2 separate regions of the Mus musculus genome follow, and region 2 is linked to region 1. The links are chromatin loops, found by intact Hi-C in ENCODE. Cell type or tissue: left cerebral cortex. All regions are shown on one strand. Links, peaks and the distances in the headings refer to the core of each region. The heading gives the core; the rest is flanking DNA. Region 1 has its middle 110 kb from the start of Slc39a10. Region 2 has its middle 59 kb from the start of Gm39638.

The links. A loop is a pair of places that touch in the nucleus more often than their neighbours do. Peaks named below come from ENCODE experiments on the same cell type or tissue, not always from the same donor. Only the 100,000 strongest peaks of a DNase experiment are listed, where the experiment ranks them.
Region 2: it touches region 1 in a loop (9-fold over the local background); 2 of 42 quality-filtered maps call a loop at or near these places.

What each region holds. Positions count from the first base shown.
Region 1 is chr1:46,955,340-46,971,005 of GRCm38, forward strand. No RefSeq gene overlaps it. Among named protein-coding and RNA genes, the nearest start is that of Slc39a10, 110 kb to the left of the region's middle. In left cerebral cortex, for the core only: no CTCF peak of the experiment used is centred there; DNase peaks (open chromatin) are centred at 8,833, 9,188, 10,000, 10,910 and 2 more places; H3K27ac peaks cover 6,226 bases.
Region 2 is chr1:47,185,153-47,200,818 of GRCm38, forward strand. No RefSeq gene overlaps it. Among named protein-coding and RNA genes, the nearest start is that of Gm39638, 59 kb to the right of the region's middle. In left cerebral cortex, for the core only: no CTCF peak of the experiment used is centred there; DNase peaks (open chromatin) are centred at 8,075 and 11,076; H3K27ac peaks cover 1,854 bases.

The DNA of each region.
Region 1 (15,666 bases), core at 5,072-13,071:
TCTTGGAGGATTTTACCTTTGATGAGAACGAAGTGTCCCTCCTTGTCTTTTTTGATGACTTTGGGTTGGAAGTCAATCTTATCAGATATTAGGATGGCTACTCCTGCTTGTTTCTTCATACCATTTGCTTGGAAAATTGTTTTCCAGCCTTTCATTCTGAGGTAGTGTCTATCTTTTTCTCTGAGATGAGTTTCCTGTAAGCAGCAAAATGTTGGGTCTTGTTTGTGTAGCCAGTTTGTTAGTCTATGTCTTTTTATTGGCGAGTTGAGACCATTGATGTTAAGAGATATTAAGGAAAAGTAATTGTTGCTTCCTGTTATTTTAGTTGTTAAAGGTGGCATTCTGTTCTTGTGGCTGTCTTCTTTTAGGTTTGTTGAGGGATTACCTTCTTGTTTTTTCTAGGGCGTTGTTCCCGTTCTTGTATTGTTTTTTTTCTGTTATTATCCTTTGAAGGGCTGGATTCGTGGAGAGATAATGCGTGAATTTGGTTTTGTCGTGGAATACTTTGGTTTCTCCCTCTATGATAATTGAGAGTTTGGCTGGGTATAGTAGCCTGGGCTGCAGTTTGTGTTCTCTTAGTGTCTGTATAACATGTGTCCAGGCTCTTCTGGCTTTCATAGTCTCTGGTGAAAAATCTGGTGTAATTCTGATAGGCTTGCCTTTATATGTTACTTGACCTTTTTCCCTTACTGCTTTTAGTATTCTATCTTTATTTAGTGCATTTGATGTTCTGATTATTATGTGTCGGGAGGAATTTCTTTTCTGGTCCAGTCTATTTGGAGTTCTGTAGGCTTCTTGTATGTTCATATGCATCTCATTCTTTAGATTTGGGAAGTTTTCTTCAATAATTTTGTTGAAGATGTTTGCTGGACCTTTGAGTTGAAAATCTTCATTCTCATCCACTCCTATTATCCGTACGTTTGGTCTTCTTATTGTGTCCTGGATTTCCTGGATATTTTGAGTTAGGATCTTTTTGCATTTTCCATTTTCTTTGATTGTTGTGCCGATGTTCTCTATGGAATCTTCTGCACCTGAGATTCTCTCTTCCATCTCTTGTATTCTGTTGCTGATGCTCAAATCTATGGTTCCAGATTTCTTTCCTAGGGTTTCTATCTCTAGTGTTGCCTCGCTTTGAGTTTTCTTTATTGTGTCTACTTCCCTTTTTAGGTCTAGTATGGTTTTGTTCATTTCCATCACCTGTTTGTATGTTTTTTCCTCTTTTTCTGTAAGGACTTCTACCTGTTTGATTGTGTTTTCCTGTTTTTCTTTAAGGACTTGTAACTCTTTAGCAGTGTTCTCCTGTATTTCTTTAAGTGATTTATTAAAGTCCTTCTTGATGTCCTCTACCATCATCATGAGATATGCTTTTAAATCTAGGTCTAGGTTCTCAGGTGTGTTGGGGTTCCCTGGACTGGGCGAAGTGGGTGTGCTGGGTTCTGGTGATGGTGAGTGGTCTTGGTTCCTGTTAGTAAGATTCCTCCGTTTACCTTTCACCATCTGGTAATCTCTGGAGTTAGTAGTTATAGTTGACTCTGTTTAGAGATTGTTCTTCTGGTGATTCTGTTACCGTCTATCAGCAGACCTGGGAGACAGATTCTCTCCTCTGAGTTTCAGTGCTCAGAGCACTCTCTGCTGGCAAGCTCTCTTACAGGGAAGGTGCGCAGATATCTTGTATTTGGACCTCCTCCTGGCCGAAGAAGAAGGCCCAAAACAGGACCTTTCTCAGACACTGTGTTGCTTTGGCAGTTCCCAGGTGGTACAGACTCTCACCTAAGCAGACTAAATTCCTAAGTTCCTTGGAGTCCCGGGACCAAGATGGCGACCGCTGCTGCTGTGGCTTAGGCCGCCTCCCCAGCCGGGTGGGCACCTGTCCTCTGGTCCGGAAGGTGGCCGGCTGTCCCCGGCCCACACAGGGTGCTGCCTCAGCGCCTCTGTGCTTCCGCCTGTTCCAGAAGCTGTCAGGTTCTCTGGCGCACCCTCTCACCTGTTCAGACTAATTTCCTAAGTTCGGCGGGTCCCGGACCAAGATTGGATGACTTTTAATTGTGTCAAGCTGACACAAAAATATCTTACACAGATAGTGAAGAAAATCAACAAAAACCTTTATGTTCTTCTTCTTCTTCTTTTTTTTAAAGATGTATTTACTTTTATTTATATGAGTACACTGTAGCTGTCTTCAGACACACCAGAAGAGGGCATCGGATCCCACTACAGATGGTTGTGAGCCACCATGTGGTTGCTGGGATTTGAACTCAGGACCTCTAGAAGAGCAGTCAGTGCTCTCAACCACTGAGCCATCTCTCCAGTCCAAACCTTTATGTTCTTGAGGTTTGTATTCTAATAATAAAACAAAAGTGAGCTTGTTGATAGAGACAATTAATGAAGTTAGGATTTTTCAATGCTTTTACTTTTAGTGAAGTTGTTAAAAAGTAAAGGCCTCCCTCAGACTTGACCCTGATTCCAAAGTGTCCTATCTGTGTGCATTAAGGCAGTGGATTGCTCTTTAAGCTCTCACCTTTCTTACTCTCATCTCTAGTCCTCCTTTTCTCTCTCCCTTCCTCCCTCTCTATGTGGCCATGGCTGGCCTCTTTCTTTCTACCTTCTCCTCTTCCCCCTGCCTTTCTAGAATAAAGCTCTAAGACCGGAAAAAAAAAAAAGGCAGTGAGTTGAGATGTGGTCACTGACACAATGAATGTGATAGTTCACATGGGTTTGTATCTGAAAGTATCTGACTTTGATTTGCACTATTCCTGTGCATTTGAACTCTCTAGGCTTGTAGTCTGCACATTTGTGCAGGAGGATATAGAAGAATTTTTAATTGCATTTTTCTTATTAAGGTCGAATCTCCTCATAGGCCCTCTCCAGGCAAGAATGCACTGTGAGTAGCTTTTGTCTATACAAAGTGTCTTTCAGACACATGATGAGATTCCAGAAAAGAGGAAGTAGACATGTTAATTTTCATTTTTCTGTGTTTAAAGGAAAAAAATTCTCTTACCTAAATTATGGAGGAATATGTCCAATTACAAAGTTATTATGATCATAACAGCTTCCTTCCACACAGGAATATAAAGTCCCTACCTGCATACATGTCTGTGTCCCATACATGTCTGTTCATCTATGTGCATCCATGTCTGTGCCTCACCATGTATATATATCTATATACCTGCATACATGTCTATACCCTGACCTGTTTTATGTCTGTGCCTTCATCTGCATAGATGGCTGTACCTCCATATATATTTGTGCCATTTATAGAGATGGGTGAAAGACACAAACCAAACATTCTGAAATATTCTAATTCTAGTGGAGGGAAGATGAGAATATTTTTCAAATTCTCTTGTATCTTATAATAATGAAGTATAATACTTTTCTTCCTACTACTCATTGTAAAAATTTCTGTCTAAAAGACAAGCTTAGAAGCTTAGAATGACAGAGCTTTGGTGTTTAGTTTCTTTTTATTTTTCTTTTGAATCTCACTATGTATGCCAGCCTGGCTTCAGACCTGCATTACCTGTTGTCAGTATCCCTAGTTCTGGGTCCACAGGCATATGTCACTATGTCTGGCATAAATCATGACTTCTAAAGAGAAAGTCTTCAGTGAAGGTTTTCCTTAGATCATATGCCCAGTCAGAATAATCATGTGTGAGCACGATGTCTCAGACAACATAAAAACTCTCCAAATACTACAGAAAACTTATACAGCATAGTTTATTTTATATATAACTTATATACATGAAAGAAATAATCACATGGAGGGGTCACATTCTTTAACAATTTTTCTAAAGAGAAATTAACAGTGTTCAGCTGAAATCATGTTAGCCCTGACATCCATCCTTACTCATAAGTCTCACTGAATCTACCCAAGAAATGGCTAGAATTATACTTCTGGGAGTTAAACATGTCTGTAGGAAAGTTCATTTTGGAGAGTGTTAATTTGGATCGAAAAGATTAAAGGAGATGCACTTCTGACATGCGCCTTTTGTAGGGGCAGATTAGCAGCTTGTCTGCCTCTCTGAAGACCCCAGACTCTGAAGGCCTCCTAGCAGATCCTACCACAGCAAGTCCTGGATACACCAACACACCTGAAAACCAGGATGCTGACCTAAAATCCTATCTCATGAAGATAATAGAGCTCTTTAAGGAAGGTATAAATAGCTCACAGAAAGAAATACAGGAAAACACAGGTAAACAGGTAGATTCCCTAAAGAGGAAACAAATAAATCCCTTAAAGAAATACAGAAAAATGCCATAAAACAGGTGAAGGAATAGAACAAAGTGGTCCACGACATAAAATGGAAGTTAAAAACAATAAAGAAATCATGGATGGATGCAACACTGGAAATGGAAAATGTGGGGAATTGTAGGCTGGTATCCAGTCGAGCTGAGGTCTGAACCCCGACGGTCATAATTCACCTACATGACACGGTAGGCGTTCCCTCATGATCCTGGAACTCTGGCCCCTGCCTAAGTTACTCCCTCCCACAGCCCTCACAAGAGAAGCATGGTCAGTAGTCACATAGACAATTGCCCAAGCTTCTGACCTTCAGGCTAAACTACTCCCCAGTTACCTAGCAACAGTGAAGTCCATAAAAAGGGATGTTCAGCCCCCACCTTGCTCTCTTACTCTTTCACTCTTACTTCTTACCCTTCACTCTCACCCTCTCTCTCCCCTCTCTTTGTCTTCTCCTCTCCTCTCTCCTCTCCTCTCCTTCCCCCACCCTTTTCTCTTTTTCCATGCATTTGTATAATAAAGCTCTTAAAACATAGTCTCTGCTCCATCAATATACGCTGCGCACTCTGGTCAGTGTTGGGAACCTCTTCCCTCATCCCTCTCTCCTATAACCTACAGGGTGTCGCCTTGGGGTCCCCGGTCAGCGGCTGCCCCTTGTCCACCTGCCCCACCCCCCGCTGAGTGGGGTCAGAAGCTTAGATGTCCACCTGGGGCTGAGTGGAAAGTGCCTGGCAGCCCTCCAACACCTATATCTGCCTGCCCAGAGCACAGGAACTCTGGCTGGACATTGGGCCCCTCTTTCCTTACCCCTCTTCCCCAGAGCCTTCCCCCGGGATCCCTTCTTTTGTTCCCAACAGGAAAACCTAGGAAAGAGGTCAGAAGCTACAGATGCAAACATCAACAACAGAATACAAGAGATAGAAGAGAGAATCAAAGGCATAGAAGATACCTTAGAAGATATTGAAGCAACAGTCAGAGAAAATACAAAACATAAAAACCTCCTAAACTAAAACATCCAGGCAATCCAGGACACAATGAAAAGACCAAACCTAAGAATAATAGGAACAGGAGAGAGCAAAGATTCCAAACTCATAGGAAAATGTCTTCAAAATTATTTTATTTTTTATTTATTTTTCTCTCATATACCACATCTGATAGCAGTTGCCCCTCCATCCTGTCCTCCTAGATAATGCACCTTCTCCCCCATTCATGCCTTCCTCCTTTCCCTTCATAAAAGGGCAACTGTCCTAGGGATATTAACTGAACATGACATATCAAGTTGCAATAAGACTAGGTGCCTTTCTTCATCTTAAAGCTGTATGAAGTGACCCAGTAGGGAAAAAAGTGTCAGGGTTCAGTTAAGCAGCACAGGGATAACCAGTGGCAGGCAGTGAGGATGGCATTGGTGAAGGAGGCCAAATGATGATGACTTTTGGTGATTAACTCTTTCTTATTCTGTAGCTAAAAGCCGAGAGTTTCTGGCAGTTTCACTCCTCCTGACAGCAGCAGTGAATTAAGATAAAAGGTTAGTTGCTTGGTCTCTTTTCTCTCTGGCTTAAGGACACTTTACTGGCCAGGTGAGAGAATCAGAGTTCACTAACTCTTCATGAACCAGAAAGAACAGAAAAGAGAAGAAAAGAAAGGAAAAGAAAAGAAAGGGAAAGAAAAGAAAAAAAGCAAAAAGAAGAAGGAAGGAAGGAGAGAAAGTTCAGACATAAATCACCTCTTGATTATTGTTCTTAGTATTTATTTCTCAGGATCACATAGTTTTCTAAGAACTTTTACATTCCATAAGTTCATAGTAAGTTTAAAGCAATAGTTCATGTCATAGATTAATAAGGAGTTACAGCAGAATTGTTTACATGCCTTTCCATTAATACCTGACTAAACATTCACTATCTGTTACTAGCTCCATAAGTTCATTATAAGTTTAAAGCACTCCGCTCCACTTCTACGAGACACATAAACCAGGAAATTAATACAGATGGAAAACAGAACAGTGGTACAGGAGTTGGAAGGAAGAGGAAGTCAGCTGGTTTCTTGATAATGTAGTCTTTCTAATGGCTTTAACCTTTCTTAGTTATGCTTTAAACATTTTATTATTCAGTTTCTAGAAACTGCCTTTCCATTTAGCATCACATTTGCTGATACTTGCTTGCCTTGATCAGAGTAAGGGACACTGTTCCTTTGATAATCTTTCATGAAAAACTGGACCAAGGTTGTGTTATTGTTTAACATCAATCATAGAGTCTCAACCCTTTCAGCCCTGGTTCCCTTACTGTATTGTCAAGGGCTCACCTTCACAAAAGCTCCATACATTGCATTTCAGAACCTAAACATTACTAACCTCAGTGTTCCCAGAGAACCTGCTGCCTCCTCCTCACAAGGGATTGTCTTTGGTAATTCAGAGAAGCCAATGAGATGTTTTGATGCTCCCCAGAGAATAGAGAAAAGCTCACATACATTGTGTTCTCTGCTTTTCTTAGTGCTGTGCCAAAACATCTGACAGAAGCAGCTTAAGGGAGAAGGTTTACTTGGCCCCTAGCTCAAGATTACAGTCCGTCTTGGCCGGAAGAGAATATCAGTAAGAGCCTGGAGCAGATGGCCATATTGTATCAACAGACAGAGAGCAGAGAGTTAAATGCGGGCGTTCATCTAGCTCTTTACTTTTTGGTCACTCCAGCACCCCTGCCTGTGGAATGACCCTGCCCACTTTTAAGGATAGCCTTCTCACTTCAATTAACCCAAGCTGGAAACTCTCTCACAGATACCATTAGAGTCTCTCTCTTAAATGATCTAAACCCAGTCAAGCGACAATCAGTGTTAACCACCTATAGTAGGGTATACTAAGTCAAATTTGGAAAAAGATAACTTTTTTTTCTTTTTTGCTTGAAAATTGGTCTACATCTTCAAATACCATGAAAGAAGAGGTATTTGGGCTAGAGAGATGCTTCAATGCTTTCTTCTCTTTCAGAGAACTCAAAATACAGTTTCTAGCATCCATTTGGGGCAGTTTGTAACTACCTGTAACTCTAGCTCTAGTGTATCTGACATTCTTGTCTTTTGGCTTCTGTACACAGAGCACATGGATTTCTCACAATTTTAGAGGCTGGGAAGGCTATGATCAAGGAACTAGAAGACAGGGAGTTTGCTGAGGTCTTTCCCAAGATCTTTACAATGCCATCTGCTAGTATTGACCCACCCATCTCTTATACATGAGGGCTCCACAGTAGCACAGAACTTCTTCCTAAGGCTCCACCATCCAATATCTTCATATTGGGGTGTATGAATTCCCAGTGTATAAATTTTTGAAGGTAAACAAGCACTCACTTTTATAACTCGTTCATCAAACACACTGCTTTAGGTATCAGAATCAAAGCCAAATTAATAATGATAATAGAAATAATTAAAGAACAATTATAGTGAATCTTAAACTGAAAGTTCACTACATTCTGGTAAAAGCAAATGCATAATCCACTTGTTTCTCATTACAATTATGTAAATAGAGAAGCATTCTTCCTATTCTATGTATTAAAAAAAACTACTTGCCTAGAAAAATTTAGCTTGGTAGCTAACTAATGTATTAAGTGTTAAAAAGAAGATGGTGGCAGGTGATTACCCTCCTGGCCAAGCCAACTCATTTTAGCAAATGTTTATAGACTGCCTACCATGCCTAGGCACTGAACTAGGCAAGGAAGCTTCAAAGAAAAGGTTAGTAATGAGTTTTGCCAAAGATCTCATAGTCTGATGGAGGAGCCAGACATGATGGAACATGTCTCATGAGGCTGAGGCTGGAGGATCATTTATGGACAGCATTTTGAGTGAGCAAAAAACTCTTTCCTGCCTCTCCTTCCCTCTTCCTTCCCTCCTTCTCTCTTTCTTTCTCTCCCTCTGAAAATAAAGTCAATAAAACCAGTAATAATGACTCAGGATTGTTAGCTGTTTAGGGAATGAGGTGATTCATATTTTGAAAACTTGTTTTTAATCTCTGAAGAAAACTATTGTCCAGGAAAGCACACTTTTAACTGGGAGGCTGAGGTAGGACACAGCCTGGATATATATATGAGCTGGAGAACAGCCTGGGCATATATAGAGTCAGCCTTTCTCAAAAAGAAAAATACAAGGAAGAGGAGGAGGAGGAGTAAGGAGAAGAGGAAGAGGAAGAGGAAGAGGAAGAGGAAGAGGAGGAGAACAACACTAAGATATGTTTAGAAGACATCTTTAATTATTTATTTTTTTGTATATGGGTTTCTGTATTTGATCTGAGTTGTAAAAAAGTGGTAACAAGTATTATTTTATTTTTCCCTACAGTTTTATTTTTCCCCAGTAGTTTTAAAAACTGCTTGATATATATATTTTTTTAGCCTGTCTTTTGTCTCTACCTCTGAAAAATCTAACACTGCAATTGAGCCTGAAACCACTCAGTTCTCAGCCAGTCTAGGAACTAAAGCAGATCAGCTAGCAGATCTCAGTCTGTATTGATAATGACACCTTTGGTTCACTGCAGTTCTTGAGTGTCCCTGTAGAAAAGCTTAGATGCCTTTCTCCATTCTCTGACTCAGTGCTTACAGGCTTCCTTGCTGTGGGCAGTCTATAAATTACATAACAAAGAGAAAGCTATACTCCCCAATTCATGGAATGACTCATTATCATCCAAATCCCAGCCATGGTTCTTTTTAAAAAATAAATCTGCAGAAGGAAATGCTAAACACTCCGGATTCTCAAAAAAAAAAAAAAAAAAAAAAAATCAGTTATGCAACCTCAATTTACATAATCAGTTCTTTTAAACAGCTTTTCTCGATTTTCATTTTACGTGTCTGAGTTTTTTGGTTGTATGTATGTATATGTACCATGCATATGCTTAGTGCCAGTAGAGGCAAGAAGTACTGGATTCCCTGGAACTGGAGTTACAGATGGTTAGGTGGCACCATGTGATTTCTGGGAACAGAACCCAGGTTCTCTACACAGCAGCAAGTGCTGTTTTCTGTGGAGTCATGTATCCAACCCTTAGTTACTTACGTTTTAGGAATTAGCAATGCCCTTTGCTACCAGATAGTCCTTTGTATGTGAACATGACCTCGAGGTTTTATTGTCTTCTGGGTATAGTGGCTCATCTGTGCAATCCCCCACACAGGGAGGCTGAGACAGGAGGACTGTTGCTAATTTCAATCCAGTCCTGACACATAGTCAGTTGTAGGCCAGCCTGTGTTGCAAAGGGATATCTTGACTTAAGAGAAAAAGAAACAAAAAGAATAACGTGATTTTACTGTCTTAATAATAAAACCAAAGATGAAATGAAAGACAGGTTCACTGGACCCTGTTCCTTCCAACCTCATAGTTCACAATGCTCCTGTTTCCTAGCACGTAGCATTCTCCACGATAGGCACATGGGCTCATCACACTCAGGCTTGTAAAACACTCTGTGCTATTTTACTCCTTTTCTAGAAAATCAATGGAGTCTGACTAACACAGAGACTCTTCCTATCACAACGCCATTTCCCTCAGCACTGAGACCTGCCTTTGAATTCTGTCACTTTGTGGGCTTGGTGTTGGCGGAACTTCTTTCAGAGGGTTTTCGAAATATCCACTGTGTTCACTGAAGTGGTTTTGGCTAAAGCTACCAGTGTTTACTTACAATAAACATGATTTTATTTACTCATTAGCGATTCTCCTGGCCACATGTATTTCCTCAAAGACCCACAGAGAATAATTAACACAGCCCTATAGATCTGCTGTGTTCCATGGCTGCTGAGCCTCTCTCCTCTCTGCACCTCTGCTCAGCAGCTCCCAGCTGCTGTGGATTTCCTTGGGCACCTAGATCTGTGTACTCGGCTCTAGCATTCCCCTAGGTGTTGTCTGGACATTTTCTCTTAGAGCAGGAAGCTGAAGCATGCCAGGGGCTCCTGATATTTGTTTGCCATCACTTTGGGGTCACTTTGTATTATTGGTTAATGTTCAATTTCTTGAAAACTATTGCTCAGTATATTTAATCTGAGCTGTGCAGGGTAGTTTATGCCTGTAATCTTAGGATTTGGGAGAGTGGGGCAGGAGGATTGTTAAGAATTTGAAGTTAACCTGAGTTATACAGTGAGCTACAGACCATTATGTGCTACAGAGACTTTCCATTTCAAAAAGCAAAACAAATTGGTGCACACACACACACACACACACACACACTGTTTCTCTTATAATTTCAGCCAATAGAATGTGTTTGTTTCCAATTTTGTTTGAAGTAAGAGAAGTTTCCAGAATAAAGCCTTAAAATAAGAAGTGTGAGCATGAAGAGTCTTGTGTACTGGTCATGCCAGCCTGATAGAAATACTTGCTTGTGGTTAAAATGGCTATAAAAAGGTATGTTTGCCCATTGTAAACAGACTAATAGAATGAAGAAAGCCATGCCTTGGAATAGGAAATTTTAATGCTGGGTGGGTCAGCATTAAAACTAGGGTTTTTGAGTGAGTTCATCTTTTTGTGCCCTGGTTTCTTTATCTGATACATTAAAAAGAAAAAGCCTGCACATGATATCATCTTAAATATTAGATGAGGTGGTATGTGAAAACTGGGACAGGGTGGTCCCTAAACAGAAGTCATTCTTATCCTTGTCACCCCCCACGCCATCTGCCAGTGTTGCTATTCTCTACAGTCAGGGTGTGTTTTCTATTGTGGCTTTATAAAATCCCTACAGCAAAAAGCCTCATTATAAATGTCTCTGAGAGACAGGACATAGAGTTTTTGTTCCTTTCCTCTTTTATTTCTTCACACATCAAACACCTGCTATATGAAAGAGAATATGCTGCAAACTGTGGAATACAAATATGCATGATCAGGTTCTAGCTGTTCAAGAGCTCACAGACCAAGAGAGATGAGCAAGAAGCACAGGATGTGATAAGACACCACCTTACAAACGCCAATGTGTAAAAAGCATTGGCGGCTTGCTGGCTGACAGATAAAAGCCTCTGTCTGTAACCAATGTGTCTTCAGCTTCTGCTTTGTTTACTTCTTCAGTATCTGATTTATTTCCAGGCTCAAGCTCTGATCCAGTTGACCTTGTCACTACAGAAACCATTTGATTCTTCCTACTTAGTGTGTTCAAAAGTCACTTTGTGGCAGACCATATCCTTAATGAGCTGACAAAACATGGGCCAGAGTTCTCCGAGTCACAGACCCTCTTCTGGGGGACTCATTGCCTCTGGACACAAACTGATTACCTAAGGCCCTGATTTAGGAACAGATGAAAGGCGTCTCTTTATAAGCTTTCCTTGATCTTGACATTGAAGGCCTAGACAGTGGCTTTCTCATCAAGCTCTTCCTAACTCATCACCAACTGATCAATAAGAGTTTGGCAGAGAGGAAGAAAAAAGGGCAAGATTCCTCTCCTTCTGGCAGGGAATTAAAGCTAGCATAAAGAAGGGTAAATTTACAGAAGAAAGACTGCAGGACAGAGCAAGGAGACAGCTTTCTGTCTTATCCTTTTATGTAAAACAGCCTCACACGACTGCCATACAGTTTTCAAATCCTAGGCTCTGCCTGTGGAAGCAATTAAGTACTGTGGAGCTATGCGCATCACGGGGATTGGGGAGAGCAAGCATGATTTGCTAGCTTTTATGTTATTTTAAAATGTATTATTTTGGCAGAGATAGTTTTAAATTTATTTCAGTCCAAATAAAATACAATTTTCCTTCTGATCAAAGGAAAGTTAAGTATTTCTTTCTTTAAATGTTACTTTAGTAGAAATTGAAGGGAAGGACTTACAAAGAGGAAAACCTTAAATGCCACGGCCTGTGTGGCTGTGAAGACCGACAAAGGCTCTCTTCACGTGGTGCTGGCACTCCCATCACAGATATGGCTGCATCATATCAGAGGAAAGCGCCTCACTGCCTAATGCCCAGAGTTCATTAAAATCTCCTGGGGTTGATGCCAGTGGCAATTTGACCTTGCACATCTCTAAGCTGGTTTTGGGATTATAACTTGCTAGACTCTCAGACCTCAAGAGAAGAAGCTCTGTGCTTGATAAAAAACATGTTTAATGAGTTCCAGGCACTCAAAACCCATTTCCTGCTCTTCCCTCCTGCTTGACAATTCTCGTCCCCTCCTTCCTCATCTTCCTCCTCCTCATTCTCATCCTGGGTTGTATAGAACAAAAAGCTAAGCAAGCCAGGGACAGAAAGCTAGTAAGCAGCATTGCTCCTTGATCTTAGCTTCAGTTCCTGAATCCAGATTCCTGTCTTGAGTTCCTGTTCTGTCTTCTCTCAATGATTAGAACATATAAGTGAAAATATACCCTTTTTCCCAAGTTGTTTTTGGTCATGGTTTTATCACAGCAGCAGAAACCTAACTAGGATATCCTGTAAAACTGATAACCCAAGTTCAAGCTCTTGAAACCATGGTGGAAGGAGAAAAGTAACTTCCCCATCTGTCCTCTGACATCTACACATGACCTATGGTTTTTTCATGCTAGTACACAAATATACCCACTCTCACACACACATATACACACACACTTACATGCAAAGACAACAATAATAGTAATAGTAATAATAAAATAATTTTAAAAATTAACTTGAAATTGTTACTTTGTGTCTTAAAGCCTGGTCATGGAGTTTCACTAATCTCATTATGCTTTATATTAGGTTATTTAAAAAATAGTCATAATTTACATTAAGTTTACCAAATAAAATAAATCTTGTTCCCTAACATATCTGTAAGATTTAATGCTTATTTTGTGAAGTTTGAAAGGTGGATGAATAAAAAATAATTCAGAGTGAAGAATGGCCTTCATGGTCTGTACAAATGGTTTGAAAAGAACAAGAGAGGCCTTGTGTTTCATTAGGATAACACACTGAGGATGCAATCTCGATTTCTAAGACAAAACCAGATAGGATAACTTTTAGATAGTCTTGTGAAGAAATTCAAGGCCAAAGCCCAGACAGCTAAACACCCCCTGAAGGTCAGATTAAGACCACAAGACGATTTTGTCCACTTGGGAACAAAAAACAAGCTCAAAGCTTGTCTGTGGGCAATGCTGACTCAATCTCTGTTGGCAGTCAAGTAACTGTAGAGAGGAACCAGTCCAGTGTAAAGCCACCTCTGAGGCCCCATTCGGATCTCACCCTTGTAATCTGAGAATTCATTCCTGCCACAGATCTTGGAATGGCTCAGTACTCCTAAGGAAATGGAGAGGAGGAGATTCATAGAGGTGCCTTCAAGGACCCCTTTCATGTGATTATTTATTTATTTATTTATTTATTTATTTATTTGGCAAGGCCTGTGCCTTTCTGCCTGGAATGAACTGCAGAGCTTAACCTGAGCCTTGCCTGACAATTCACCTGTACCCAGCTGCTGCTGGGCTTAGAAGCCCACTGCCAATCACTCACTAGAAACCACAGTGCTCCCTTAAAGCTCAATGAGGTTCCTGCTGGAGTCCAAGGCCTAGGCACAGTTGTTGTTCATGTAGTGTTCTTTATGCAGTAGACCGGAAATCTTGGTGAGCTGGAACAAATATGACACTGGAGTCAGAAAAAGGGTTCTCCTCTGAGTCAAAGTTCAGTACCTGGGTTTTTATTCTTTCTTAGGGGTTTCACAGTCCTTTCTGTAAACAGTCCTCTGGTAAATCACACTGTCCACCTAGTAGATACAGCTGTACCTATTGAACTTTGGTAATATTGACTCTAGGTCACAATCTAGATTACAAGAGAATCCTAATATACAAGTTAATGGTGGAACACCAGTTTTACCCATCTTTGCCCTTGAGTCAATCCGGTGTAAATAATCATCTAGTTCATAGAATTGACAACAATCAGGGGAGATTATATTGCCCTTGAGTCAATCCAGTGTAAATAATAATAGTCCTTAGACTTGACTTCAATCAGAGGACCTTCAAGACTGTGTAACTATGACATGATATGGAGTCTCAAAATACCAGTTCAGACAGAACCATGTGGATAATATGGGAGGAGTGATGGACAGTACGGAAAAATACTGAATGTATAATCCATTAAAAGAATTTTAGGTTTACCAAAAAAAAATCTCATTTTTTTTGCAAAATTTTCATACAGTGATATACTTGTTTTTTGGTATATAAATATAACTTTAAGTTTAGAAAGATCCATGTGAACAAGTAAAAAGACAAGCTTCAGCCTTTTACCCCCCCCAAAGAAAACTGGGGAATGCAGATGAGGGAGCTTAATCCTATCAGTCTCTTCCAACTTTCACATCCAAGGTTATCATCCTTCAGTGAAGATAAACACTACTAAAAGCTTGTCAGTCCTTTTGGAGACAGGAAAAAGGATTTCTTTCTCTGCCTGTCTCAAGGAGATAGATGTGGGCGTCGGTGTCCTTCTGCAAAGCAGTCCGTGATGCTAAACAACATGAAGTGGCAGGCAGCATGCTGATGGAGTACATTCAGAGGTGACAAGCAGCCTTTGTACACAGCCGTGTTTTCTACATTAGTCTACAGACAAGACTTCAGAGGGTTTTCACAACAGGAAAAGGGGGAGGAAAAAGGGTCCCTGCCAAGGTTAGAAGTTAGGAATTCTTTGTGTTTCAAAGAAGACCTGCCAGCTCATGAAGATATAGAATTTTCTTCTGCCTCAAGGATATGGTCACATTTTTTTAAAAAAGAGAAAGAAAAGAAAGAGAGAGAGAGAGAGAGAGAGAGAGAACGAGGAGGAGGAAGAAGAAGAAGGAGGAGGAGGAAGATGAGGAGGAAGGATGATGATGATAAAATATCTTAAATATTTATTGAAAAGAATGAAATGGCTTTAGAGAGTTTTTGATGTTAGATTCAGATTTCTTTTACAAGAGATGCCACAATAGAGCTGGTAGGTCTTCAAGCACTAGAGATAGGTTGTGACAGTTGTAAAATATCTTTTATCTGCCTCTTTAAAGATACAGCAAAGCCGAGGCTGAGCAGTAATTAACCTAATCAGCTAGTTGAGGCAGAGAGCAGGCACAGAAACAAAGCTGGCTCTGGCTCTGGCTCTGGCTCTGGCTCTGTGCTCCCTGTCTTCGTCTTTATCCTCTTAGTCCATGGAGTGCTGAATATATACTGTTCTGCCGAATAACAAAGCTCATGTTTGCAGAACTTCTGCTGGCTAGTATGTTATCAGTACTGTCACCATTTTAGAATTTTGCTTGGGCTCCCCCTGCTGGCTGGTATTTTGGTGGGACATTTTTTTTTTTCATTTATTCTTTTTAGTTTGTCTTTTAACTCCTTAATTTTTTTGTGATTATAACATACTTACACTATTTCTCTCTTCCTTTTATTTTTCTCAGACCTTCCCATGTATCATTCTGGTTCTCTTTCAAATTCATGAAGTTTTTCTTCAACTGTTGAAATAATTCCTAAATACAGTGTGTGTGTGTGTGTGTGTGTGTGTGTGTGTGTCTGGCTCAGTCTATATAATGTTACTTGTATGTTTATTTTCAGATCTGAC
Region 2 (15,666 bases), core at 4,867-12,866, 230 kb after region 1:
AATATTTAATATTTTCTTTCTTAGTAATAAGATGAACTTAGTTGTACTCCATTCTTAATATAAAAGAGATAGATCAATACCTGTTTGCATTTTATCTTATATAATTCTTTTTTTAGCTCAGACTTGTCGCTAATTATCTCCCTTCCTCAGCCTCTGGAGTGCAAGGATTACCTCTGTGCATCATCATACCTAACTACTAACTATTTTTAAACATTAAACTTCTGCATTTTTTTTCTTATCATCTTAATTTTAAGTAAAAATCTTTTGGTAGGCAACTATGCATTGAATTTGTCAAGGCCACAGTTGTATCATAAAATTTAATTAGCACTACTTTGGTATCCTTCTGGCACAACAGGGAAGTTTATACCTACTAGGATATTACATCAAAAGATTATAGATACAGTACTGATGAGATTCATCTATGAAAATGAGTTTCTGTTTTTGTTTATCCCACAATTAGTAAACTTAGCTATATATATTATTGTTCCCATCTTGGTAAACTTTAACTACTAGTAAAATAAAGAGAGAAAACTACCTATAATAATAAAAATGAGATAAATTTCTAGGAGAGATATGGGATATGTTAATGCTTGTAAATGTAGCATGTATTCCTTCTGTGGAAGATCAAAACTTATATGAGGAAAAAAAAATCCTGCTGATGGCATCACACTACAGGAAACAGCTACAGGAAACACTACAGGAAACAGCTACAGGAAACACTACAGGAAACAGTTTCATTTAACAGATTTATCAGGACAGTTGTTTTTTACACTACTTCATATTTAACTAAGCTTCTTTTATAATGAAATGTTTAAGTATGCTGATTGGATTTAATCATTATTACAAGCTGTATGCTTCTAGCTTGGTAAGCTTATCTCATTATGCCTTCCCTCATTGAGAGGGTCTTGGGAAGGCCCACAGGTAAAGGCTTTAGTCCATGCTGGGTTTGGTATTTAAGTATTGGTGGTATGTATGAATTAATCTTCTTTCTCTAGCTGCTTATTCACATAAACACAGCTATGAAGGTTAGAACTATTGGTGCTCACACAAGTTTTGCCCCGGGTTAGATCTGCCAATATACTTCTCTAAAACTGTCCGTATAGTGCTACGGATAACAAAACAAAAACAAAAACAAAAACAAAACAAAACAAAAGCTTTTAAGCCATGTATGCTTTATCAACTGACCCAAACGAGATTTAACCTGCTGTTTACAGACATACTAGATGATAGACCACTTTGGTCATCTCATTCATAGCGTGAGAAAGATTTTGTGTGCTTTAACATCTCAAATCATCTTCTAGTCCTTAAGCACAATGCAGGAACAGACCAGTTAAAGACTCACAGGAGAAAAGTAGTATTGGATATTTCACTAATTTTCATTTGTTTAAATACAAACTACTGAAAATATTTCAGCCACAATTGTTATAGGGTGTGAAACTGCAGACGTCAGATATATGTTGATAAGCCTATATTTGGAGAACTTATCAGGATGTAGCTACAGAGATGGTCTTCTTCATTGACATAAAACTCAAGTAACTTCAATTTGCATTAAGAGAGGTTAGTGAGGATAACCCTCAATACAGTGCGGGGTGTTGGCTCTGAGGACTGACGATCTACCCATCATTTATGTGGTTGTCTTGTTATTCAGGGTGAATAAGGACCAAGAAGAGGAAATGGAGAAGAACTTTTTAATTTAATAGTTATGAGAGCTCATACAGGTTTTCGGATTTTTGTGAAGATAAACTATTTTAATGTGTTTAAAGCACCCAGTTAGAGCCGGGAATCTGTTGGGAATTCAGTAAATAACTACTCTCCTGTATCAATAACATTCGTTTTGGCTGTTTTCATAGGCTTGAAGCATATGCTTCATCTTGAAAGTCAATGAATGCAGAGGAAGTCATCTAGAAAAAAGCAAACCAAACAGCAAACGAGGTTCTTTGGTAAGGAACTTATTTCAGATCTCTAGCCATGAAAGATAGACATGAGAGAGAACTCATGTCCCCAATGACATGAGAGAGATAAAGCTTATAACTGGCCTGGAATTTGGATTGTCTTCAGTACCCTGGACCCCCTCCTACACCAAAATTTTACATTTTATTTTATAAATACTAACATGCCAGAACTGTTTTGCTGAGTGTTTATGAGTCTCAGGTCCTCCATAGACTCACATAACCACCAATCTCCTCCCACCTTCTTATTTATTTTCCCTTTTGGTTTATGAGACAAAGTTTTGAAATAAAACAACTCTTGGAACTTGCTTTGAGTAGGCTGGCCTGTAACTCACAGAGATCCCCCTGCCTTTGCTTCTGTTTCCCAAGTGCTGGGATTAAAGGTCACCATTAAATCTGGCTTTCTTCCTGTGCTTTTGTAGCCAATTATTTCTCTGGTTTTGAACCTCAGAGAATACAGTTTTTAGTTTCTGTACTGGCTGGTTTTGTGTCAACTTGACACAAGCTGGAGTTATCACAGAGAAAGAAGCTTCAGTTGAGGAAATGCCTCCATGAGATCCAACTGTAAAGCATTTTCTCAATTAGTGATCAAGGGGGAAGGTCCCACCCTTGTGGGTGGGACCATCTCTGGGCTGGTAGTCTTGCGATCTATAAGAGAGCAGGCTGAGCAAGACAGGGAAAGCAAGCCAGTAAAGAATATCCCTCCATGGCCTCTGCATCAGTTTTTGCTTCCTGACCTGCTTGAGTTCCAGTCCTGACTTCCTTTAGTGATGGACAGCAGTTTGGAAGTGTAAGCTAAATAAACCCTTTCCTCCCCAACTTGCTTCTTGGTCTTGATGTTTGTGCAGGAATAGAAACCCTGACTAAGATAGTTTCTATACATTTTCACTTTTTCAAGGATGTCATAGTCATGGAATAAAATGCATTGTAGCCTCTGAAGACAATTCCTTTTTCTTATCATGTGTCATTGAGACTCATTCATGAGGTTGCATGTATCATAATATAGTAGCTTTTCCATTTAGTTGCTGAAGAACAGTGACCCACTAGCTGTTAAATAACTACACATTTCCCTATAGAAATATATTGACTCCTTAGTTTTTGGAAGCTGCCTCCAGCATTACTTTGAATGTGTTTATATGAATTAGTTTTTTACATTTTATGTGAATAAAGGAGATTTTTAGATCATGCAATAGGTATATATATATTTTGAATGAAAATTGGCAAACTGTTTTTAAATGCTTCTGGGACACTTTATATCCACAGACCCCATAAAGCATGAATGTCCCCAGAGTCCTCTGTCCTTGTGACTACTTTGTGTCATTTTGTTTTAGGATTTTCATTATTTCTGTGTTTGAAGTAATGTCTCATATCTCACATTAGCATTCCTCCAAAGACCAGCCATGCTGGGCATATTTGCTTATTTGTTACCTATGTAAGTTCTCCAGTAAAGTATTGATTTAAATCTCTTATCCATTAATGACAAAATTGGCATATTTCTGATAGAGTTTAGAGAGGCTTTTAGAAAATATAAATTTTAGATATAAGTACTTTTTGGGACCTGGTCTATAAAACATCATTTATAGGCAACACATGTGTACTTTATTCTCTCAAGAAAGGTAACTAGCAGAAGATCTCATGATTGTCTTCTTTTCACAAATTGTAGGGACCTCAAAGTCAGCTCAAGACACCTCAATATCAAGTTTTCAGCACAAAGATTTGTCGGGCATGGTGGTGCATGCCTTTAATCCCAGTACTTGGGAGGCAGAGGCAGATGGATCTCTGAGTTCGAGGCCAGCCTGGTCTACAGAGTGAGTTCCAGGTCAGCCAAGGCTACACAGAGAAACCCTGTCTCAAAAAAACAAAACAAAACAAAACAAAACAAAACAAAACAAAACAAAACGAAGCTTTATCTGCCCCAGAAGAACAGAGACAAGAATAAGGGACAAAGACAGGAGCTAGAGGAAGAGAACAAAGGAGACAAGGGACAAGGGAGAGGAGGGAAGTACATTTGTGTGTGTGGGGTGGAGGGAGGATGATGACAAAGGACTGTCTCTGGATGGGGAGGACAAACAGTCCCATGTGCAAGTGTTTTTTTATGATGGTAAAGTGGAAGTCCTTAGGATGAGGTGATTAATTTTGATTGGGCATGTTAATTACAACTAACGGGCACTTTTGATAGCTGTACTTCAATATTTCAAGAGCTGGACCATTGTAGTCAGCCTCAGAAGGAGGAATTAGTTAAAGAAGAGAATGGACTTTGGGAGTGAGCTTCAGGAGTGTATTCTAATGGGTTTTAGCAAGGTGGATGGAGTGGGAGAGAAGGGCAAGGCCTGCCAGAGCTATGTTCACCATGCTCTGTCTGGCTATAGTCTCCCTTTCTCTCTCATTCTCTCTCTCTCTCTCTCTCTGTCAATTAAGTTATTTACTTTACACTCCAATTAAAGCTTCCTTGCCCTCCTCTCTTTTCACTCCATCCCTCTTACCTTCTTTCCTCACCTCCACCTCCTCCCTTTCTTCTCAGAAAAGGGAAGGCTTACACTGGATATCAACCAGCTTTGGAATATCAAGTAAAACTAGGTACATCCTCTTCTACTGAGGATAGAGAAGGCAGCTAGGTTACGGGAAAGGAATCCAAAGGCAGGCAATATAGTCAAACATTCCAGACTTCTGCTTTAGGAATCACACATGAAGACTCAGCTGCACATGTGTTACATAAGGCAATTCCCATTAAAATTCCAATGTGATTTTTTTTACAGACTTTGAAAAAAAATACTTAATATGGAGAACCAAAAAAACACAAATTAGTTAAAACAATCATGTACAATAAGAGAACTTCCGAAGTCATCACTGCCTCTTATTTCAAGCTCTACTACACATAGAGCAATAGTAATAAAATCTGCATTATACTATCATAAAAACAGATAGGGTAATCAATGGAATCACATTGAAGAACCAGAAGTAAATCCACATAGTTATGGACACTTGATTTTTGACAAAGAAGCCAAAAGTATACAGTGGGAAAAAGAAAACATCTTCAACAAATTGTGATGGTCTAACTGGGTGTCAGCATGTAAAAGAATACAAATATATCGATATCTATCCCTGCACAAAACTTAAATTCAAGTGGATCACCCATAAGCCAATTTAAACAGGAGGTATAGATTTAAACCGAGAATTCTTAATAGGTGAATTTCTAATGACCGAGAAGCACTTAAGGAAATATTCAATATCCTTAGTCATCAGCTGAGATGATGATCTCACATTGGTCAGAATGACTAAACAAAAACTTGAGTGACAGCTTATGCTGGTGAAAATGTGGAGCAAGGGGAATATGCCTTCATTGCTGGTGGGAGTATAGACTTGTGCAACTACTATAAAGTCTCTTCACTAAGGAAATTTTCTTTCCTTCCCAACTCAATAAAAATATCTTCATTGGTTTCATGTCTCTTCTCTGTTAATAGATTAATAACAACAGAGAAAATAGGATTACCATATTAATTTTCAAATAGTGAGAATCTTGACTGGCACCTTCTGGCCAGTCTTCCATGTTACTCAACCTCATGGGGTTTCTGTTGACATCAATGTGAAATAGAACACTGTTTTATAATTTTTTGTGAAGACTAAGTTAATGTCTATAAAGTGGTCAATTAGAGCAGAATAGTTGTTGTAAATTCAACAAACAGCCCTCCATTCTATGTTAATAACATTTATTTTGGCTACTTTTATAGACCTGAAGCATGTGCTTCACCTTGTAAGATGATGAATGCAGGGGGACCAGTTGAGAAAATAGCAAACCCAACAGAAAGAAAAAACAAGATTTTTAATAATGCATGTGCTTCCAATGTCTAGAATTCTCTGCCAGATACTGTAGTCTGCTGACTAGCTGCTTAGGAAGTCTGAAAATTGGTCTGTCAACCTGTGATGGACAACTGTATAATGTACTTCCTGGGCAAACTCAATTAGAGATACAGCTTTGGGTGGGAAGAGGCCAGAGGAAGTGATTAGTGCTCATAAAGGCATTATCACTCCAATAATTGTGTAATGAAGAGCCAGCGAGTGCTTGCATAACTGTGGAACAAGCAGAAAGTGCTTATTAAACAATTTCTTTGGTGTTAATCAAAGACTGCTTTTCTCACAGTAGATCATTAGTTGTGATTTTATTTATTCCAAGTATCAATATTATCTTAGATTTCTCTACTGTAACTCTAAAGACTTTAAACGATGATTTTTTTTTTGGTTGTTCTTTAATAGTTTTGTTTTTACAATTATCTAAGCAGATCATTTTAACCTTGGGAGATCACAAAAATGTTAACTCAGAAAAAGTTAATCTGTGTACAGAAGAAAGCCTCTCAAAGCCAGAGCTAAGACTCATTATTGCTGCATGTGATTGTTTGGGTAGTCAGTGCTGGGCAACAGCACTCACCTCTAGGCTGGGCTGCTCATTGTGCCCCTTACCTAGACACAGGACCTCTTAAAAGTTTTTCGACGATGGAACCTAGATTATATTTCTCAACACTCTCCCTTAGTGTTATGGGGTTTGAACTTGATACTGGGAATTTAAAATGTCCTTGAGATAGAATTTTGGATCTGCTAAGTCATATATAAATGAAAAAATCATGTTAAAGCTCACTCTCGACTGACAGCTGTGTAGGAAGGAGTGTCCCATAACAGGATTTAATTAAACTCTATAAGAAATTTGCTTAAGCACTTTGCCAGAAATGTTAATTTTTTCCCCAAAGGAAAAAAATTGGCTTTTATATTGCGCTTAAGTCAGTTTATTTTTCCTGCAGAGGGTCTTGCAGTGGAGAAGAATTTAAGAAACCTGATTCTTGCCCTGTTTCATCTGACTCACTGGATGAGTTGTCAAAGACTTCTTATTCACACTTGCCTTGGACTTACACAGTAAAAGTAGACACAGACTAGATAAGTTTTAAGCTATTTTATATCTCCAAAATTCTGTAATCCTATACATTAAAACTAGTGACCACTGTTACTAAATTAACAGTAAACAATAGAAAAATTAAAATTATAAATTTAATAAAAAACAGTCTATTAATATTTGAAACCTGAATAAGCTGCTCCACATTGAGGTGGATAGTGAAATGGCTCAGTATTTAAACAAACTACACTTGTATATCAGTGTAAGTTACAAGTATGCCACCTATGAAGGTTAATTGCCAACTAGACAGGATATAGGATCACTAACAAGAAAAGCCTTTGGCATGTCTGTGAGGGCATGCATTATTTTTATTTTCTCTACTGTGTTAATTCTCAGAAGTTCAAAGGATATTGATTTAAAAACAGACAGGCCATCACAGACAAAGCTTAGAGAGGAGCTTTAGTTCTTTATTGTTATTTTCATTCTCCACATTCTAACAGATAAAGAAGTCTGAGCACAAGGCCCCTGCTTTTCCCACATTTCCCTGAAACCATGGAGAGACATATGTATCCTTTTTGCATTCTGATATATTTAGTAAAGTGCTGAGTTTAAAACATAAAGACAGGTAAGGTAAGCCATGTTAAATATCTGAAACAATGGGAAGGTGATTTTAAGTTCAGCATACATTAATGGATCAAGGGAAGCCGAGAAGAGTTCATGGAGTTGGACTACGAAGTTTCAGTTCTCATGCTGAGTGTTTGGATAAGGGTAATTGAGGTGGGACGGCTCACCCTTAGTGTGGTGTGGTGGCATGACTGTCCAAAGGATGCCCTGGACTGAATAAAAGGAGAAAGCAATCTGAACTCTACCATTCATAAATCTGGGCTTCCTGATTGTGGATTCAATGTGAGCAGAGGTCTCAAGTGACGGTGCAATGACTTCCCTTTAAACTGTGAGCCAAATGTCTTTCCCACATGTTGTCTTTTATCAGGATATTTTATCACAGCAAGAAGGAAACTAAGACATCATCGTATCCACAGTCATACACAAGCACATTCACTGACTGCAACTTTGTAACTCTTTAAATGAGAGAAGACTAACAATGGATTTTCTTTCCCCAATACAGTTAAAGAGAAACTAAAAATACTGTCTGATCATTACTCCTCTATAGCACAGAGCATCTGTTTCCACTAACCACCCACTCTGGTGTTCTTTTCTAGGTCTTCATCCAAACACCAGCTTGCTGTTTACGCCTCTGCAGCAGTCGGGACCTTTCCCCACTGAGACTGACTCACCAAGCCCTGCCAGTGTTAATTTTGTTAAATTCAGATTCAGGAGAAGTTGGAATCTTTATTTCAAGGCAGAGATGCAAAGAGTCAATCAGAATCGTGTTCTTTTTCATCCAGAAATTTTTTTTTTATTGCAGAGAGGGAGTATGCAATGTTCTTTGAAGATGTTTGTCTTCTGCCTACAGTTGTCTCCATACAGTTTATTATGTCATGTTATAAGAAGAGTAATTCCTTGTACATTTCTGACGTTCTGGGCATTTGGGTGCTAATATGGATTTTTATCCTGCAATGGAAGAAAACCCAAAGAACCAAACAGTTAGTGCTTGCTGACAGTTCTGTTGATAAGTCTGCTTCAGTGGAAATAATCAAGGAAAACATTGGTATTATTAGGACCTTAGTCCTGGGCTTCTTTCACCAAGGTTACCCAAGTTCTCCCAGTTGAAGGGAAGGAAGAAGCCTTTCCTAGTAACAAGAATTGTGTTGCTGAGAATCTGATACCATGTACAATGCCATTCTAATGACCTAGCCCTACCTGGTACCTGCATTATGGGAGGGAAATCTGATCTTGAGGTTGGCCATGATAGAAGCTTTCCTTATTAAACTAGGGTAATTCAAGTCTATGGAAAATCTTAACCTACCTAAGCGTATATCTGTGTCCAGATTCACATTCTTGTGCTTCTGGTTTAGTGAGGCCTACAAGCAGGTCTTCTTTACTGTGGCTCCCCAGTGTCCCTAGTAGTGACTTTCAGGCAACCATTGTTGGCTGGAGGGATGAAGCAGGGCTCTGAATTCCTCCCATCTTCTCTATCCATATCATCCTGCCTTCTTTCAAAAAGGATTCAATCTTACACGCGTTCTCGCGACCGGCCAGGAAGAACGCAACAAGCCGGAATCTTCTGCGGCAAAGCTTTATTGCTTACATCTTCAGGAGCCAGAGAGCAAGAGAGCAAGAGAGCTCTATTGCTTACATCTTTAGGAGCCAGAGCGCTAGAGCGCAAGAGAGCAAGAGAGAGAATGGCGAAACCCCATCCCTTTTAAGGAGAATTATCCTCCGCCTAGGACGTGTCACTCCCTGATTGGCTGCAGCCCATCGGCCGAGTTGTCGTCACGGGGAAGGCAGAGCACATGGAGTGGAGAATTACCCTTGGCACATGCACAGATTATTTGTTTACCACTTAGAACACAGGATGTCAGCGCCATCTTGCAACGGCGAATGTGAGGGCGGCTCCCCACAATTCAACAACAAAGAAATTGTGTGCCTGCTTAGACTGACTTCTAGCCCAGAATGTCATATGAGGATTTTTAAATGCTACATTCTTGTAGGGAACTCCCAGTCTTGTGTGCTTATAAACCCATCAGTCAGTAAATCTGCAGCACAACAGGTGATCAGGACTAAGGTCCATGCCTGAGGCCTGCTGCTGTCAGATGTCTATTTCCCTTGGAATGTGCAAATGCTAAGGCAGATGTGCAATTATGCCATGCAGTATTTTGGGCCTGTCCCTTGTGAATAAAGTTGCTTTCATCACTTCAGAATGGATCTTTTGTTAATCTCTTTGGCCAGCCAGTTCCTCTCAAGACAGATGTTGGTATACTCCATGTATGTCTCTGCACATATTTATGTATCTATGTGCACATTATTTTGTAAATAAATGAAAAATATGTGGACCTATGTGGGCACATTTAATTTATTTAATCTTGGAATAAAATTAGGTAAATTAATTTAGATTAAACTGAGGTACATAAATCGGTATGAAAACAAAAGAAAAAGTTGTTCTAATTTTGATTTTTAAAAATCTAGTGTGAAGATTTGCCTTTTTGCTTATGACTGTAATTGATGTTTTCACTGTTGTTGTTTTTTTTCCTTTTTATTATTATTATTTTTTTGAGAGCTTCCTTTTCTCCAAGCGTTTACTGTGAACACATCCCTGCAACTTCCTGACAGTCATGCTATGAGAAGTTAGAGTTATTTAAGGAAGGACATGTATAATGTTGTGTAAAGTTGGGTTTAGGTCTAATCGTATGATCTGATTTTGAGTTTAGCTTAGTGAAGATTCCCTTTTAAAGCATGATCTTATTAATTAGCAATCAGGAGGCCTGGGCTTTATTATAAATGTTTGAGAAGCCACATTGCGTGGCCCATACCTAAGGCAATACCTTCAGTTCAACCCCCGGGAAGCTTAGGCAGGAGGATGCTAAGGTTTATACCAGCTTTAGCTACACTGCTAAACCTTGCTTCAACCCAGCAAAACATAAGTGTGCTTGTTGCTTTTTCATCCTTTCTAAAATCGCTTACTATTTCGATATCATCTTCACTCTTTTCATATTTTATCATATATAAACATCAATAATGTATACACTTAAAATTTATTTGATTTATATACTGGGAATCCAAGTAAGTTTTCATTTTTATTTTTGAAATGCATATATTTAATTTTTAAATGGTTTTATTACACCTTATCATCGAGGGTGTGTATGCACGTGTGTGTGTGTGTGTGTGTGTATGTGTGTGTGTGAGAGAGAGAGAGAGAGAGAGAGAGAGAGAGAGAGAGAGAGAGGAAAATGTGGGCACTGATTTTCTCCTTCTACCATGTAGACTCTAAGGATGGAACTCAGTTCATCAGAGTTGGTGTCAGGTGCCTTACCTGCTGAGACATCACACCAGCCCTCTATGCATAGTTTTAAATGTAGTAATTTTCAATCAAAAGTGTTTCACAGTATTACAGTGAAATTCTATGCCATAATTGACTCATTATTTGTTCTATGGATAGATGTTTGAAGTTTCTCTGTGGATTTACAGCTACAAAGCACCAACACTTGTGAGTCTATTGAAGTTGTACATCCTTCAGAGCTTATCAAGTGAATGTCACTATTTCACTATGATGGCCTTTCCTGCCTAATTCCTGCACAGCTTTCTTCCTTCCTCTCTTCCTTGGTTCTTGTTCTTTCCCCTGGGTTACTTCATACTGAAGAGTTCTCTTGCTTTCTAATTTTGTGTACAGTCCTTTTATAGAAGGAGTTGTGAGACATCAAAGATGTCTCCAAGAGCCTGCTTATAGTAACAGGAATTTTGGTTTCTTTAAAAAACACAGAAATATTATAAAAGTATGTTTTCGTTTTAATCCCAGGTTTATTTCCAAGATATGGGGCTGCTTTGGACTGTCCACAGAAGGTGAAAATGATTTGCCACTTGCTCTACTAGAGGCATGGTTTTGCCAGCTGCAGATAGTTTCTGTAATTGACATTTGACATTTGGAATTGACATTTGACATTCTGGGAATTTTCAAAGGGTATATAAATGCAAGAGCCCTGAGAAGATGGGTTGGTGGCTGTTGGTCATTCATTGGGATTGGACGGGGTTTGTTTGTAGTCGTGCTCAAAGATGAAACAAAAGGAAAGAATTTAGATTCTGGGATCTCTGTATCCCTTCCATTCTTCTGTCTCTCTTATTGGTGACAGGAGATTAAACCGGGGTATATATATATATATATATGATGTACAGATCTATTTATAGTTCTCCCTTTTACTGAAAATAGTCTGTCTGTATCTAAGTTGCCTGTGAGTGTGTGTGTGTGCATGAAAACATGTATGTATGTCTGAGGTGTGTAACTGAGTTAGGAATGAAGCCCTACTTCTAACTTCTGTGCTGTCATACAGATCAAGGAAAGGGTGCACAGCAATAGAAAAACTCCCTAGGCAGCCACACCGACAGCTCATGCAAGGTGTTTCTAGCTTTCAGCTTTCCTTTCATCCCCAGCCTTGAGGGTCTGACTGTCTCCTTGTGAGAATGTCTGTTCATTTCAAGTGTGTTTGTGACACCTCACCAGCCTTTCTTACTGCTGTGCTGACTGTTTTTCTGGTAGTTACGTATGCTCATCTTCAGTTTTATGAGATTTTAACAAAATAGTTCTGCATAAAGTGCTGTAAGAAGCACTCCCACTAGTAGAGCTTGTTATTCAGTTTATCAGTACTTGGTAATGAAAACACGGTATAAAAATAACCAGATGGTCAGATAGAAACAAATTTCACCAAGTAAGTAAGTAAGTAAAGAGTGTTTGTTAACTTGCATTTTCCACATTACAAGTGACATGTACCTCTACATATCCACATATAATAAATATATATTTTGGTCTTCTGTTTAGGGAAGTATTTTTACATATTTTCTACTCTTCCTGTTCCTTTCACATTAAGGTTCTGTTTGATTGTCTTCTCATTATGCCATTTTGCCTTGTACATTATCTATAGCTAAATATAGGCATTAGTAGTACATTAACAGTACAAACGTAGGTCCCCAAAAAGGTTTTATCTGTGGAAAGTTTGAAAATAGCAAACACCGGCTTGAGTTAGTCCACTCTGAAAGACAACGTGGATATTAAAGGTTGTAAAGTTGTTGGTTCTTATTAGTTGTGACAAAATATCTAATTAAATCCCACTGGTAATTCCATGGTGGATGGCCTTTGCTACTGCACTGGAAGTAGAAGGAAGACAAATCCAGGAGGCTGGCATTTGCTGGCTGTTTCTAACTGTAAAGTACCACAAGAAAGGGGCCAACAAAGACTGAGCCTGTGCAAGCTCATTCACAGAAGTAATATAAAGGGCATCAGCCAGGCCAAGGATGCTGTCTGTGTTCCTAAGCCTTATTATAGCTCCCTCGGGAGTTCTGCATCAGAAAGCCAGGTGACTAGAAAAGGGAAGTTATCAATTTTGCACTCCCACTTAAGCTTCCTATTTCCTATGGGTTTAGGTCCCAAATGTAACCCCCCATTCCAGTCCCTCCTTCATTGAGTCTCTACCCCTTCCCCTTCTCCTCTGAGAGGGTGGGACCCCCCACCCCCCACATCGTACTTCCCTTCCTGACACATCAAATCTCTGCCAGATTAGGCTCATCCTCTCGCACTGATGCCAGAGACGGCAGCCATGAAGACTGGGCTGCCTGTCTGCTATGTATGTGCCTGGTGGGTAGTGGCGTCATTCCAGCCTGTATATATTCTTTGGTTGGTGGCTCAGATTTTGAGAGCTCCCAGGGGTCCATGTTTGTTGACTCTATTGGTTTTCCTGTGAAGTTCCCATCTACTTGTGGGACTTCAATCTTTCCCCTAATTCTTCCATAGGTATCCCCAATCTACACCTAATGTTTGGTTGTGTGTATCTGTTTCTGTTTACATCTAATGCTAGGTATAGCCACTCAGAGAACATTTATGCTAGGCTCCTGTCTACAAGCATAGCAGAGTATCATTAATAATGTCAGGGATTGCTATTTATCCATTGGACTGCTTTCAAGTTGAGCCAGCTATTGGGTGAACTTTCCTTCAGACTCTGCTCCATCCCTGCTTTCTTTTAGACAGGCCAAATTTTGGGTCTAAAGTTTAGTGGGTGGGTTGATGTCCCTGTCCTTCCACTGGGTGGGGGGTCCTGTCTGGCTACAGGAGGTGGCCCCTACATATCCCACTGTTTCTTGTATGCAGCAAAATGATGGCTCTTGTTTATATATCCAGTCTGCTAGCCTGTGTCTTTTTATTAGTGAATTGAGCCTGTTGATGTTGAGAGATATTAATGACCAATAATTGTTAGTTCCTGTTGTTTTAATGTTGGAGTTGTTACTGAGTATGTGTGATTCTCTTCTTTTGGTTTTGCTGTGAGTTGATTATTTCTTGTGTTTTCCTGGGTGTAGTTACTCTCTTTGTATTGGAGTTTTATTTCTATTATGCTCTGTAGGGGTGGATTAGATGAAAGATATTGTTTAATTTGGTTTTGTCATGAAATATCTTTGTTTCTATATCTATGGTGATTGAGAGGTTTGCTGGGTATAGTAGTATGAGGGCGCCATCTGTGGTCTCATAGGGTCTGCAAGGGGGAGGATCTTCTGGCTTTTAGTGTCTCTGTTAAGAATTCATGTGTAATTCTGATAGGTCTGCCTTTGTATGTTACTTGCCTTTTCCCTTACAGCTTTTAATATTCTTTCTTCGTTCTGTATATTTAATGTTTTGATTATTATATGGCAGAAGGATTTTTTTTCTTCTTGTAAAATCTATTTAGATTTGTTTAAGCTTGTGGTATGTTTATAACTATCCTTCCTTTACATTAGAGAAGTTTACTTTTACTTTGTTGAAGATGTTTTCTGGCCTTTTGAGCTGAGAATCTTCATCCTCTTCTAGTCCTATTATTTTTAGGTTTGTTCTTTTCCATGTGTCTTAAATTTCCTAGATGTTTTGAGTTAGGAACTTTTTATACTTGGCATTTTCTTTGACCAATGTATCAACTTCTTCTATGGTATTTTCTATGCTTGAGATTCTCTCTTCCATCTCTTCTATTCTGTTGATGATGTTGGTGTCTGTAATTTGTGTTCTCTTTCCTAGGTTTTCAATCATCAGGGCTGCCTCTATTTGTGTTTCTTTATTGTTTCTTTTTCTATTTTAAGGTCTTGGGCCATTTTATTCAGTTCCTTTACCTTTGATTGTACTTTCCTGTATTTCTTTGAGGAACTTATTCATTTCTTCTTTAAGAGTTTGTACTTGTTTGATTGTGTTTTCCTGTATTTCATTAAGGGATTTTTTTTTATAACCTCTTGTGATGGTTTGCATATGCTTGACCCATGGAGTAGTATTATTAGGAGGTATGGCCTTGTTGGAGTAGATGTGTCACTGTGGGTGTGGGTTTAAGATCCTCATCCTAGGTGCCTGGAAGTCAATCTTCCATTAGCAAGCTTCAGATGAAGATATGGAACTCTCAGCCCTGTCTGCTCCATAGAGATGCTGCCATGCTCCCACCTTGATGATAAAGGACTGAACCTCTGAACCTGTAAGGCAGCCCCAATTCAATGTTGTCCTTTATAAGACTTGCCATGGTCAATGATGTCTTTTCACAGCAGTAAAACACCAACTAAGACAGAAATTGGTACCAGGGGCTGGGGTATTGTGGTAGGCCTGACCACACTCTTGTTTGGAAGAATGTAAATTTGGGGACTTTGGATTTGGAAAATGGTGGATGCTTTAAATGGGACTCAATGGGACATTCTAGTAGGAATATGTAAGACTTGGTTGCTGAGAGTAATTTGAACTATGCAGACCTCGCCCAGGAGGTTTCCCAGGAGAAGAATTTCAGTATGTGGCATAGAGACAGCTTTTGTGGTATTTTAGTGTAGAATGTGGCTGCTTTTGCCCTTGTCTGAAGAATCTACCTGAGGCTAAGGTAAAGAGATTTATATTAATTGCATCAACAAAGGAAATCTCAAAAAAGCCCAGCAGAGACTTTGTTCTCTGGTTAAATCTCATGAAGAGCATTTTAAACAAGTATAGCAAGCTTAGAAAAGAAAAATATAAAATAGATGGTTCGAGTATTAAAGGGGAACCAGGAAGTGAAATGGGGCTGAATCCTGTGTCATATGAGATAGCAGATTAAGGAGTAGGACTTTGGGGCAAGATCCTACCCAGCTAAATTTAGATGCAGGTTTGGTGGATCTAATCTTAGGAGACAAAGCCAAACAGATCACTGAATTTAAGGCTAGCCTGGGACAAAGCAAGTTCTAGGTGAAGAAAAGCTTAAATCTAGGAAT